2 separate regions of the Homo sapiens genome follow, and region 2 is linked to region 1. A link is a contact called in ENCODE Hi-C data. All regions are on one chromosome and are shown on one strand. The core of a region is the stretch at or near the end of the contact, and the rest is flanking DNA. Distances in the headings are between cores, read along the strand shown. Region 1 overlaps EXOC2 (exocyst complex component 2). Region 2 overlaps FOXF2-DT (FOXF2 divergent transcript).

Region 1 (7,631 bases), core at 2,116-4,615:
TTTATTTTTTGTTTGCTTGTTTGTTTGTTTGGAGATGGCGTCTCACTCTGTCGCCCAGGCTGCAGTACAGTGGTGAGATCTCAGCTCATTGCAACCTCTGCCTCTCGGGTTCAAGCGATTCTCCTGCCTCAGCCGCCCGAGTAGCTGAGATTACAGGCTTGCACCAACACACTTGGCTAATTTTTGTATTTTTTTTTAGTAGCGACGGGGTTTCAGCACGTTGGCCAGGCTGGTCTTGAACTGCTGACCTCAGGTGATCCATCCACCTCAGCCTCCCAAAGTGCTGGGATTACAGGCAGGAGCCATCTCACCTAGCCAAGAAATTTGAATATATTTCATTGAGAATTAAATATTAAAGACTAATATTTGACAGGGCACAAGACTAATTGATAAAATTTTAGCCTTTAAAAAGTAATGATTTTAAAATATGCCAGCATTTCCCTTTGGCCTCAACCTTGGACTTGCTTTTTCAGGTACCTGTCTGACCTTCATGCGTCTGGTGACCCTGCTTGGCAATGCATTGGAGCCCAACACAAGTGGATCCTTCAGCTCATGCACAGTTGCAAAGAGGGCTACGTGAAAGATCTGAAAGGCAAGGATTTCTCTTCCAATGTGTTGTGTGATTCCTTCATGTCATTTTGATGCATTCTGGGAATGTTTAATGATGAAGGCACTGACTACCTAATTTACTTGGTATCTCTTATTATTGTCTTTTGCTTGTTTTGTGGTTTTTTTGGCCACTGGTTAGCATTGTACTAATGAAAAGGGACAACTCTTTTATCATGTCTGTTTTTGCGATTGGTGGACAGCGTTGACGTTTCGGGGCAGGCAGCGTGATGCCGAGGAGGTGACATTGGTCTTTGGTAACTATCAGTCTGCACATCGTCTCGTCAGGTGTATGTTGAGTCCTGCTCTGTGCCAGGCACTGCACCCATCGCTAGTAAGACATAGCTGCTGCCTCCCAGAGTTACCGCTAGAGGAAGGAAAAGCCACTAAACATGTAACTAACCAAATAAAATGCTGGGACATGTGATGAAAGAAAAAAAGAAAATCAAGATGTTCCAAAAGGGAGTAACTGAGGAGAATGCTTTAGATGGCTGGTGTGGGAATGTCTCAGAGAAGCCTCCGTATTAGAACTGGAAGGATAAAAGGTAGCTTACTAGCCATCTCAGCTTGAGAAAGGGACCACCTGTGTGGAGGCCCTGAGGGAAGCTGGGGGAGAGAAGTCAAAGGTCTATTTGTGTGCAGGTGTATTGGCTTTTGTTTGTATACTATCATTTGGAGAATATTGAGTATATTGAATGCCTGCTATGCTGCAGACACTGTTGGGTGCCAAAGTCACAGTAGTCAGGACAACAGACAAGGGCCTAGCTCATGCAAGCTCACAAAATAGTAGGGTAGACAGATAACCAGCCAGCTGTTAGAATATTGTGTGCTGTTTCATATGACTGGGGAAGTTCTGAGTGACATTGGAGTGCTTAGGAGTAGCCTCTGATCCAGGGTTTTGAGGTCAGGGGAGTGACATTCTGAGAGCTGAAGGGAGTGACATCTCTTTTGAGATCAGAAGGGTATCTGTACTTGACAGTTGAAATAGAGAAGGAAAGCATTTAAGACTTCCAGGAAGGGAGAATGTGCACAGGTTACAAGCACAAGAAGGCCTCTGAATCCTGTGTGGTTGGAGCTTAGATCGTGGAGGTGGAGTGAAGAGACGAACTTTCTTGGCTGCTGTGACAGGTTTGGACTTCACCCAGAGTGCGATGGGGAGTCGCTGACGGATTTTAAGCTGGGGTCAATGGATTGGGGGAAGACAAGCTCAGACTTACTTTTGAAAAGATGACGACTCTGGCCGCCCATAGTGGGTGGATGAGAGGGAGCAAGCCCAGAGCAGTGAAGCTGGTGAGGAGACAGGCACCCCACCTGATGTGGAGGTGGTGGGAATGTGAAGAAGAGCATGGACTCCAGGGCCGTTCAGGAATAGAACTGATAGGGCTGGATGATGGACAAATGAAGAGGAGGAAGGGATGAGCAGTGATTTCCAGATGGCTGACTGGCAGCTAGTTAGGGTGATGGTGCCACTGAGTTAGGGAACATAGGGGAGAAAAGTGATTCCGCCTCTTTGTTTGGACAGCTTGACTTGGGGTTGTCTGACATGTAAGTAGAGATGGAAGTAGTTGGATCTAGAGACTGAGAAATTTGAGCTTGGTGGGCATACAGGTGGTCCCTTGGAACTCGTGCATTTACCCAAGAAGACGAAAAAAGAAGCAAACTCAGGAAAGAGTCCTGACAAGTGATGTTTTAGGGGCTGGTAGAAGAAGAGAAGCCTTCAAAGGAAACGAAGAAGGGGTGGTCATGGCGGGAGGAAAACAGAAGGGAGTGGTCAGCAAAATCTCCAAGATGAAGCAGAAGATGAAAGAGAAATGTCCTTAGGATTGCTCTTACGCTGTTGGTGGTGACTCTGGCAAATGCAGGGCCTGAGACCTGAGCCCCTAACTGGATGACATGAAAAGGAGTAATGGCCCTCATCAGGTCCCTGGGAGGATCAGGAGCTGTAACAGGAGAGCAGTCTTGGTAGAGAAGGAAGTACAATGGAGAGGTCGCCGTTGTTTCTTTCTAGCATAGTTTTGTCATGAATTAGTTGGCTTGGATTTGAGTACTTTCCAGCTCTGATGCCATTTTTTTCTATGCTTGGTATTTAAGAAAACCCAGGTATCTCTGCTGAAGCCATGTCAACATCCCCATTAATGTCATTAATTATTTTATATTTTTAGCAAGTGAAAATGACAGCAAATGTTACACACAGTCTGCAGTCTTTGGGAATATTTAGAAAGCCTTACATATTTATTTCTCTGTTGATTCAACCAATAATTTTTGAGTCTACTCTGTTCGGCAGAGCTCTCAACCTTAAGGGCCCATCAGAGTCCACTGGGGATTTTTTTTTTTTTTTTCCAGACAGAGTCTCGCTTTGTCGCCCAGGCTGGAGTGCAGTGGCTCGATCTCAGCTCACTGCAAGCTCCGCCTCCCAGGTTCACACCATTCTCCTGCCTCAGCCTCCCAAGTAGCTGGGACTACAGGCGCCCGCTACCACGCCTAGCTAATTTTTTTGTATTTTTAGTAGAGACGGGGTTTCACCCCATCACGGTGTTAGCCAGGATGGTCTCGATCTCCTGACCTCGTGATCCACCCGCCTCGGCCTCCCAAAGTGCTGGGATTACAGGCGTGAGCTACCACGCGTCCACTGGGGCTTTTTAACAACCAGTTATCAATTCTTGGCCTTACCCCTTCCCTCCGTGCCAAGCACATTCTAATCTCTGTGGCTGGAGTCCAGGCAATTTCAAGCTCCCGGGCGATTCATGTGCAGCCAGGGCTGGTCACCAGGGTGCTGGCTGCTGTGCCAGGAGCCGGAAGTGCAGTGCGAGCTGGCCTCTTGGAGCTTGTGGTCTAGGGAGAAACACACCATCTAAAAAATCACATAGGCATGTATTCAGTTGGAATAGTGAAAAGTGTGAGGTAGTGGGGAGTACAAAATTGTATGAAAATGTATGATAGGAAGGGTGCAGTCCGGTTGAGGGGAAGTCCAGGGAAGTTTTCTAGAGGAGGTGAAATCTCAGTTGAACCTAAACAACGACAGTCAGTTCTCCGGATCGGCATTGAGACGCGTTCCAGACACCGTGCGGGTGCTGGACAGTCAGTTCTCTAGATCAGCATTGAGAAGCGTTCCAGACACCGTGCAGGTGCTCGACAGTCAGTTCTCTGGATCGGCATTGAGACGCGTTCCAGACACCGTGCGGGTGCTCGACGGTCAGTTCTCTAGATCGGCATTGAGAAGCGTTCCAGACACCGTGCGGGTGCTCGACAAATGTCACTGCTCTCCAGCAAAGGTGGTGATGAATGCAGTCACCATATTCACTGGATACAGATAGGATATGTGGTCTGACCAAGGATTTTCCTACTTATACTTTCAGGAAACAAACTGAATACCTAATTTGGTATGAAAATATTTGAATTTCTGGAATATGTGTGTAATTTATGAAGACAACATATGGACTTTTTGAAACTGGAAAAATTCCAGAAAATTTCATCTATCTCGTCATATCTTTACCTCAAATATCTGATAACCAGTATTCCATCACCAAAGGTCTGAATCTTTCTCAAAGATAGAGGGAAACACACCGTCATCTTTCCTTCCCTGACATCTTAATTTATTGCTATATATATTCATTCTAAATTGCTTAAAATCAGTGTTTTGGAAAAAAAAAAGGTGACAGAAGCTTTCTTGTAACTCACTTACTCTGAGCAAGCTTGTTGCGCACCTTGTTCATCACTTGGGAAATAATCGAAAGAATGTGCGTGGAATGGGAGCAGTGCCTCAGGTTACTTTCATTACTTCATCTTTTCATTAGAAAGTGAAGGGCCGGTGCGGTGGCCCACGCCTGTAATCCCAACACTTTGGGAGGCCGAGGCGGGCGGATCACAAGGTCAGGAGTTCAACACCAGCCTGGCCAACATAGTGAAACCCTGTCTCTACTAAAAATACAAAAATTAGCCAGGTATGGTGGTATAGCCAGGTATAGGCCCAGCTACTCAGGAGGCTGAGGCAGGAGAATCACTTGAACCCAGGAGGCAGAGGTTATGGTAAGCCGAGATCGTACCACTGCACTCCAGCCTGGGCAACAGAGTGAGACTCACTCCATCTCAAAAAATAAAAAAGTGGAAACAATTCCTTACAACTCTTTGAACTTTACAGTTTTAATGACAATACAATATAAATGTCTTAAATTCACATTTTATTTTTTCTTTTGACATTCAGAACATGCTTAACTGTTCCCTCTGTCATTGTCAGTAAACACTGCTAATCTAAATGTAGGTAATTCTAGCACATGAGAGGCTTTTAACTGGAAAATTGGGGTGGTTTTTTGAACTTAGGTCAGAAGCGATTTTCACTATTAAATTTTGGAAAATCCCACTTATATTTAAAAGCAGAAAGGATAATGTAACAATACCCCATGTACTCACGCTGACTTCAGCAGTTACCAACTCATAGCCAATCTCATTTTATCAGCTCATAGCCAGTCTTACCTGCTTCTCTCCCCTCCCTCACCCTGGATTATTCTAAAACAGATCACATCATTTTATCCATAATTAATTCAGTATGTAATTCTTAGAAATAAGGATTCTTTTTAAAAACTGTAGCCAAAATACCATGACCATTACCTAAAATATGAATATTTTTTAAATATGAAATACTCCAGTTTCAAATTCAGAAAGTTTAATTTCTTCAGTATCTTTCTGAGTGCATCGATAGCATTGCCCTTGAGCTGATACTCAGTGCACAGGCAAATGGTAAATGAAATGCGGCACAGACGCGGACAGAACGTTTCCTCGGATGGAAGGAGGATTCGCCATTAGTGAAATAGAGTGTGCTTTGGCCAGTTTGCATGTCGGTGTTTTTCTGTATGTGATCATTTCTATATGTGTATGTCATTGCACACATGTTAACTTTAATATACACATATCTATGGCCGGGCGCGGTGGCTCACGCCTGTAATCCCAGCACTTTGGGAGGCTGAGGCTGGCGGACCATGAGGTCAGGAGATCGAGACCATCCTGGCTAACACAGTGAAACCCCGTCTCTACTAAAAATACAAAAAATTAGCCGGACATGGTGGCATTTGCCTGTAGTCCCAGCTACTTGGGAGGCTGGGGCAGGAGAATGGCAGGAACCTGGGAGGCGGAGCTTGCACTGAGCCCAGATTGTGCCACTGCACTCCAGCCTGGGCGACAGAGCAAGACTCCGTCTCAAAAAAAAAAAAAATACACATATCTACATTTACATCTACAGGTAATGTCATATCTATGTTTGTGTATGTGTGCGTGTGTTTATATAAAATATTTGCCTTAATTATAAGTTTGCTGGGAATACACACAAATTTTCTTTTGTGTGATCTACAACTGTTGTTGACTAGGGACCCTTGGTGGATGTTTTATTATTGTCCTAATTATATATAATATAAATGTAAGGTAATATGGGGGAATGCCTACTAAATATTGTTTGGAATTTCCTTTGAGCATCCTCTCATAATTGTGACATTTTAGATGTGGAAGAAATCTGGGAAACTGTCTAGTTTTGTGGATGCCTTTAGCTCTATTTCGCATGTGACAAAGGTGTCTCAGAGAAGCCACAGGACAGACCCACGTCCTCCGTATCCTGAGTAGGGGTGGGACTAGTGGGTGTCCAGACACGTCCTCCGTATCCTGAGCAGGGGTGGGACTAGTGGGTGTCCAGGTCACTCCCCCTCTCACCTGATCACACTCCCTCCAGACCAGTGAGTTATGGAATAGGTTACTGAACACCTCCCTCTGAGTTACATTGTTGGAGCAAATATTGCATCAAACAGGATTTCTCAATGTGATGTCAGAGCAGGTGAGCGTTCCCCTGGTAAGGGAAGGCTGGCTGGTATTTGGGGATTCATGAAGAGCTGCACCTGAAACTAGCCAAGCTCGATGAAGTGCTTCTGGTCTTTATTACTTTTATGCTATTTTGCTATACATAGGTGAATTCTATTAAGGAAATTTTACACAGACCTCATCACTCACTTCTAAAATTATATGTGCAATGTAAATAAATGCTCTGAGAATGAGCAAGTTAAGAAAATGGAGGTGAGTGAGAGAGCATCCAGTCCCTTAGGAGGGATCCTGGGAAATGTAAGGCTGTCCCTGGGAAGGCCCGCAGTGCCCCCATCAGAGCCAAAGGAACTCATGGCACATACATTGGATGTAAAGCTTCAGAGCCGGCAGCCTGCAGCGGATGCCACCTCTCTCTTGACTCGAGTGTGTCTGGTTATTTTCTGATGCCCGGGGCTCGGTGACAGAGTACTTACTTGTTTGCTTGGCACCTGCTGTTTCCTTGAATTGATTATAGCTGTCTACTGAAGGCTAGAGCATTTGAAAACACAATTACTACCGTAAGAAATTGCTTACAAATGATCTGCGGTAAAAGGACTGCCTACATTTTATCTGGTACTTTGTTATAAAGCTACATTGTTTTTATGCGGGTTTTCTCAGGAGCCTGCTTTTAAAATGAAAGCTTACTACATTCCAATATAAAGAAAACAAGTTTTAAGTAGTTCCTTTATTATAATATCTGTACTTAGACTACTAACACTGTAAAGTTGTTTAGGTAAATCCACTAGCAGAACAATGGATAAGAAGAAGAATAGCTTTGTGAAATGAAATGCAATTTTAAATGGATAGACTATAAATATTTCAAACGGAAAAATAATTCTTGATGTCTGTTTAAAGTAAATGTGGTCTTTGTGCATGAATCTAAGAAATCTAACATATAAATATTTTTTTAAGTCTGCTTTTTTAAAGCAAAGACTTTTGCTTTTCACTTTGGTGGTTTGGGAAAAAAATGTTAATTGTATGTAGCCCTGTGGTATTCAGAGAAAATGTTATGAGCAAAGATGGTGACAGATTTTCAGAGACAGCAGTCCTACATACAAAGCTACCTTTTTCCGAGAAAGCTCCTTTTGTAGATGAAGCATTTGGCAGCAGAGTTTGCCGTACAGTTGATAATTCTATGAGTCCTGCATTAGATCCTTGTCTGGACTCGTTTTTGTAGTAATAATATA
Region 2 (6,977 bases), core at 4,191-6,690, 750 kb before region 1:
TGCTGCCAATTCAAAAGGGACAGAGGCAGTGATGGCATGTCCTCTTGGCACTGCTGTCTCCATCACCACACCCCTGGAGTCAGCCAGGCCACTGGCATGTGTGTGCTCAGGGCTGCCCTCCGGGTATGATAACACACACACCTGAGTGCCTGTAACAGAGTGGGTGCCCTTCCCCCTGTGCAAAGGTACTATGCTGAAATGCCATTCTACATCTCACTTTTTAAATTTTTTTACTTAAAAATACATCTTGAAGTATTAAGGGAGGCAAAGTGATGAAGAGCAGGTACTGTGTGTGGCTGCAGCAAGTGTGGGCAGAATGGGGACTTTCAATCAACTCATCTGCAGACCATGTAGAATGGTGCCAAATTAGTGTGACCTCTAAGACCCCCAGCAACCTCATGCAAAATGTGAACCTCATCCTTCTGGCCAGTGACTACAGAACATGAACAAAATCCCACACCAAGTCCACACTGCACCATCCAAGGGCAAGATCTTACCCATGTCACACCGTGATGCAGCAACAGTAACCTTGAATTTGGAAAGAATTCCTGGGCTGGTTTTGATATCACCCTTGGCCTTGGAGGAAAATACGCAGCTGAGGCTAGGATTGTGCCAGCTGGGCGGAACACTTAGGTGGTAGCTACTGAAAATTACCCTCAGATAGAAGGGACTGCCTGCATCCTGACCTAAGCACGGTGACCAAAGAAGAGTGAATGACTCAAAGCTGCAGAAATCCCTTCAGTCGGCAGAGTCTGTTGGGGCAAAATCAGCTGACGTTGGTGTCAGCTCAGCCACGGACTCTTCTGAATGAATCACGGAGGAGGATCCTGCAAAATCCAGTATTCCCTGAGATCCTGGAGAACCTTTTGGGCATGGACTCAGAACTGTTGGGAATGTTACAAGTTCCCTGGCCTCCAGAACATGAGGGAGGGCTACAAGAAGTGAGGTTGGAGGGAAGGGTCCAGACGGCATGAGGCAGGCTGGGTTAAATTCATTCCCCACAGCAGCATTTCAATATTAAGGTGCACAGCACGATGACTTGACGTACATATACGCTGTAAGATGATTACCACGATCAAATTAGTTAACCCGTGCATCACCTCATATAGTTATCATTTTTGTCTCTTTTGTGGTGAGAACAGTTAAGATTGACTCTCTTATCCGCTTTCAAGTGTACAGTTCATTATTATTAACTATAGTCACCACGCTGTACAATAGATCTGCAGAACTTATAATTGCAAGTTTGTCCCCTCTAACTAACATCTCCCTAGTCTCTCCACCTCACTGTCCCTGGTAACCAGCATTCTACTCTCTGCTTCTATGAGTTAGACCTTTAATATAAGTGAGATCATGCGGTACTTGTCTTTCTCTGTCTGAATGATTTCCCTAAGCATCATGTCTTCCAGGTTCATCCATGTTGTCACAAATGACAGGATTTTCTTCTTCTTAAAGGCTGAATAGTGTTACATTGTGTGTGTGTGTGTGTGTGTATATGTGTGTGTATATATATGTGTATATATATATATATGTCACATTTTCTTTATCCATTAATTTGTTGATGGACACTTAGGTTGATTTCATATCTTGGCTATTGTGAATAGTGCTGCAATAAACATGGAAGCGAGCTGTCTCTTCAACATACTGATTTCAATTCTTTTGGTTGCGGATTGCTGGATCATGTGACACTTCTATTTTTAATTTTTGGAGAAACCTCTATACTCTTTTTCATAATGGTCATACCAGTTTTATTTGTCATTATACCTACCTCAATGAAGATGGAATAAAAGACAAATAAATCACTTCAGCCAACTCACTAGGCTGTAAACTTCATGTCTTTCTGCTTATCACTGTAGCCCTCTGTGTCCAGAATGATATCTGGATTAGCACAAACACTCAATGGGTATACATTAAATGAATGAATGAATCAACAGATGAGAGATGTACCTTTAAGAACAAACAAGTTTTAAAAGTGTTACAAATTTGTTCTTCCAAGTAGTTCAAAACTACCAATAAAATCTGTGTAAGTTCTGGAGATGGATGGTGTGGTGATAGCTGTGCTACGCTGTGAATGGACTTCATGCCACTGAATTGCATAAATAGTTAAAGTGGCAAATTTTATGTAATGCATAGTTTACCACGATAAAGTAAATTTACTTTTTAAATGGTAAAGTGCATAGGCATCATTTAGGAATCTTATTAACATGCAAATTCTGTTTCAGTAGGTCTGATATGGGTCCTGCCACTTTGCACTTCTAAAAAGCCTTCAGCCTGCCCACACTAATGGCCAAGGATCAGCCCGAGTAGCAAGACTCCAAATGAAATCTAAATAAAGCTGGAGATTTGTTTTCTTTTTTGTTAAATCTCTGTCTCCCCTACCTATTTACCTTAGAGACTGCTCTGAACCAATGCATTAAGAATTTCCTCCTTCTTCTTCTTATTTTTTTGAGCTGGGGTTTTACTCTGTTGCTCAGTCTGGAGTACAGTAGTGCAATCATGGTTCACTGCAGCCTCGACCTCCCTGGGCTCAAGTGATCCTACCACTTCAGCTTCTTGAGTAGCTGGGACTACAGGTGTGCGTCACCATACAAATATTTTCTATTTCATATTTTTTGTAGAGATGGGGTTCACCATGTTGCCCAGGCTGGTCTTGAACTCCTGGGCTCAAGAGATCCTCCCACCTCGGCCTCCCACAGTGTTGAGATTACAGGCCTGAGCCACCACACCTGGCTCCTCCTTCTTATTTGAAGGCTGTATTCGCTTTCCCTCATTTATTTCACCAGTCCCCTGTTTACTGATGGACAGTTAGGTGGACTCTCATCTTTGCTCTTACAAACCAGGCTGGAATGAATAAACTTGATCACAGGCATATTGCATGTATCTATGAAAAGATGTGAGTTCAAGTGCAGGAATGCATATGAGCACACTTTTGTGCTGAAAACTATGATTATTTTAATTAGTGATGACAGCAAAGATCACACTTTTTTGAAAGGAGGGTTTTATTTTTGACTCAGACTGAGCTGGCAGTCATCCGAGACCCTGTCATTTCTGCATGTGGTATTATTTAGCCACATTATCTTTCCCATCTTGTTCTTGTGCAATTGTTTTTCTGAAATCTAACTGTGGGATTGATTTACATAGCCTGTTAAATTCCATCTTGCTGGCTTCGGACTGTCGTTCTCACCTGTCAAGATAATTTTGGTTGTTGACTTTGCCATCTAATATTTCCCCCACCCGCCTGGGTTTATGCTATCTTCACATTCAGCAAGCACATTATTGCCATCCATTGGTTCATTTGGTGACTATTTATTGAGTGCACTTTGACATGCCAGGCATCTTTTTTTTGTTGTTGTTTTTGTTTTTTGAGACGGAGCCTTGCTCTGTCGCCCAGGCTGGAGCGCAGTGGTGCGATCCCGGCTCACTGCAATCTCCGTCTCCCAGGTTCAAGAGACTCTCCTGCCTCAGCCTCTCAAGTAGCTGGGATTACAGGCAAGTGACACCATGCCTGGCTAATTTTTTATTTTTAGTAGAGATGAGGTTTCACCATGTTGGCCAGGCTGGTCTTGAACTCCTGACCTCAGGTGATCCACCTGCCTCGGCCTCCCAAAGTGTTGGGATTACAGGTGTGAGCCATGGTGCCCAGCCACCAGGCACCAATCTAAGATCTGGGCATACAGCGGTGAACAAAACAGGAAGAAATCCCTATTTTCCTGGAGCTTTCATTCAAGTGTGAAAGACACATGAAACAAAGATAGGTACATATGGTAAACTCAGTAATGCCAAGTGCCGAGGAGAAAGATAAAGCAGAAGAGAGAGATAAAAGAGGAGAGGACTTTTTTTTTTTTTTCCCAATTTTAGATAGGGTGGCTAGAGAAAACCTCAAAGGAAGTGGTAACATTTGAGCTGAGATCTGAAGGTGTTTCTATCCAGTTCATTGGAAAACATGGTGGAAAAGAATTCTTTGATGTGTCCCTATAGGTCGATGTTAATCCATTAACTGGCACCTTTGGGTTACAACTGATTAATCCACGGAATTTCTCTGTAACTTAATTGTCTAACCTACATTTCTCTATGCCATCCTTGAAGATATTTTCGGATGTATTAGAACTGGATAGTCAGTGTCTGTGGTGTTTCCCTGATGTAGTCTAGTGAAACTCTCACACAGGGAAATGAGATTAATGTGAAAAGACTGTTTTTCTCTTGTCAACTTGGAGTCGCTGTTAGTGGTTACTGAGTGGCACAGCTGAGCAGGGCAGGCCGCTGTGGGCGAGTCAGTTTCCGTGGGCCATTTTCCATCTTTCTTGACCTCTTCTATAAAGTCCAGGCAAAAAGACCCAATCCTCTTACCAATGCTGTGGGAAATTAATTCTTTTCCCTAGTACACTTTGGCAAATGTAATTCTGAATAACAAACCACTCCTTTAGCTCACTCATTTCAGCCCAAACTGAAGGTGTGACCCTTCATTGACATCCCTCCTCTCTTGGGCGCAGCTGCCTCTTAGGGGTTGAGACTGTGTGCTGGCAGGTAGCACTCTCCAGCTGTCTTGCTGTTATCTTCACACTTACCTGCAGGCTGCAGTGTTGCCATGATTATCACCCAGCCCATGCACCAGGTTGGGTTTTCCAAGTGTACAAACAGGTTGGGTGGAGGTTTCAGGTAGACACTGAATTCATAGAGCAGACAAAGAAAGCATGGGAGGTTAGCTCTGAGTTCCAAGAATAAAGTAAAGCCAAGTGCCTTCATGAAGCCCCCATAATGTTTGTAATAAAGCTCACCACTGGGCTTTCTGGCCTCAGTTTCTTCATCTGCAGAATCCATGGGCTAGCCGTGATTATACTTAAGGCTAATACTTTACCCTGAATATTCAGGTTCTAGGTATATGCTTCATTAAAACTATCTAGGGCCTCAGAAGTTTAGAATTCTGATTTCGCAAAATTCTGATAAAAAATAAAATGTGTGAACATGAGGGCAGCAATCTTGGTAATAAGGAAAAGCCTGGGGTAGGGCTGGAAACCTCGTAGGCACAGAGGCCCTCCAAGAGGTCCCTTCCCATTGATCGGGCCGGGCTAGGGCAGTCACAGCGTGCTGGTCTGGTGGAGTTTATGCAGCAACACAAACAAGAAACGCAGCAGCAGGGACAGAAAATCCCCATGAAGTCTGCCTTCTGCAACTAACTCTCGGTCCACCCCTCTCCACATCTTGGTCTTCCCTTCCCAACCCCATTCACATCCTTCCAGGGGAGAACGTGCAAGAAATTTCTCCTTTCCTGCAAGCAAAGGAATCCAGTAGTGCCACCTTGGTCAGAATGGCCCTTTGTTCTGCTGTTTAATGACTAATTATGATGCTATGAGAGGCATACACAACTCTGGCAGAGCCAGGCCCTCCTGCTCCAGCAGGGCTGAGCGGCTGGAAGTGTGTAATCTTCGGAAAGCTGTGACTGCGACCTGGAGTTGCGTAAGAAATAATTACAGAATCCAGCCAGGGCTTGCTTCTTGCCACAGGCTCCAGGCTTTTACCCCCGGTAGCTTTACATGCTTGTTAATTTTTAAACTGTCGAGTAGTAGCAGAATATTTTGTAAGCTTCAGTAATGGTTGCAGAGTTCAGTTTGGGGCAAGGAGAGGAAAGGGAGGGCGGGGGAAGGAGGTGAAGGAGTGGGTCCCATTTGCTTCCAGAACAGTTTTGTCTTTCTGCAAGCCTTGGTCCTGTGGTAGGCCTAAACTTTCCTCCTTTACCATAGAAAAGGAGTTTAAAAACAAACATACAAGCCTTGTTAAAGTCTCTCAATTTTTAAAAACCAGTTCTTTAAAAAAAAAAATCCTTTGCAATACTCATTATCTTATAAAAGAGACCTCATGTATGATTTTAATCTTAAAAAGTAAGTAAAAAAAAATTCATGTAGCTTCTGGTTAGCTACCAGAATCTTAAGGAGAAGAAAGAAAGATTTTTATCTGTGAAAACTCCTGCATGCACTAGCGACAAAGCCTGATGCTCTAATCTGCTCAGACGGCCGAAGCTTCCAGTCTGAATCCGTGGCAGGCAGCCTCTTGACCTCCAAGCATCGGTCTCTTCTGCAAAATCAGGGCGCGTCCTCTGTTGGTCTGTGTACTTTTGTGGCGCCTATCACTGTGGGATCTGGGCTCAGAGACAAAAACATCAGGCAAAATACAAATTTGTGTATTATGGAAGGAAATGCCGTCTGGCTCCCTGGAGTCACCCTTGGCTTACGTGCAGTGAGGACTTTATCCCAGGGTGGTTTGCATATAGCCTAAGAAAAAGTGTGGACGAAACCAACCCTAGAGACTTCCTTGTTTTCATTTATAAAAGAAGCAACAAGTTAGTGTTTGTGAAGTTGGGTAAAATTACTTAAGTTTTAAAATGTGCTGCTAACTGTCTCCATTGAAACAGGTAACGGCCTTCTACTCAAAAGAATGAGGAGGTTTCTTCTCTCTTCCTTTCCTTTCCTTTCTCCTTCCCTCCTCCCTCCTTTAAACCTTTATGCTTTCCTTCCCTCCTTTGTTTTCTCCTCCTTTTTCTCTTTTGTATTCTTCCCCAAATAGTAAACTATGTTTGTCTTAATAGTAAAGTAATGCACATTAATGATAAAAATGACTTCTGCCAAGTAGAATACAAGAGTGTAAGGTAAAAGATAAAATGTTTTTCCAAAGATAAAAGACCTCTCCAGCTTTACCAGATACACAGAGGTAACTGCAATTTAAGTCTTTCTTAAAATCTTTCTGAAAATTTCCTCTGCACGTGCAAACTTTCACACAGACGGATATATATCTATTTAACCTTCACTGCAAATGGGGTCACACTCGATGTATTGTCCGCAGCACACTTCTCCTCACTCAACAGTGTATCTCAGAACCTTTCCACAAGAGCATAAGAATCCACCCATGCTTAATAGTCCATTGTGTGGTTTGTATCATAATGAATTTAACCAGTTTCTTAAATTGATATTAGCAAGTTTTCTCCCCCC

Evidence for each region. A loop is a pair of places that touch in the nucleus more often than their neighbours do. Pooled maps may share reads with other maps.
Region 2: a map of MCF 10A shows a loop between it and region 1 (14-fold over the local background). The contact joins two enhancer-like sites. A Hi-C loop is called at or near these places in 4 of 168 maps with a recorded cell type or tissue (HCT116, MCF 10A, PC-9 and 1 more) and 5 of 50 pooled maps.

The regions. Positions count from the first base shown.
Region 1 is chr6:585,430-593,060 of GRCh38, reverse strand. EXOC2 (exocyst complex component 2) reads left to right here. Exons shown (of 28, transcript NM_018303.6): 11 at 474-592. Among named protein-coding and RNA genes, the nearest start is that of HUS1B, 68 kb to the left of the region's middle. Within about 2 kb of position 3,365, at least 2 of the 41 ENCODE cell types and tissues checked have a DNase peak (open chromatin) inside an H3K27ac peak, as active enhancers do.
Region 2 is chr6:1,334,039-1,341,015 of GRCh38, reverse strand. The region is part of intron 1 of FOXF2-DT (FOXF2 divergent transcript); the gene reads left to right. Among named protein-coding and RNA genes, the nearest start is that of FOXQ1, 25 kb to the right of the region's middle. Within about 2 kb of position 5,440, at least 9 of the 41 ENCODE cell types and tissues checked have a DNase peak (open chromatin) inside an H3K27ac peak, as active enhancers do.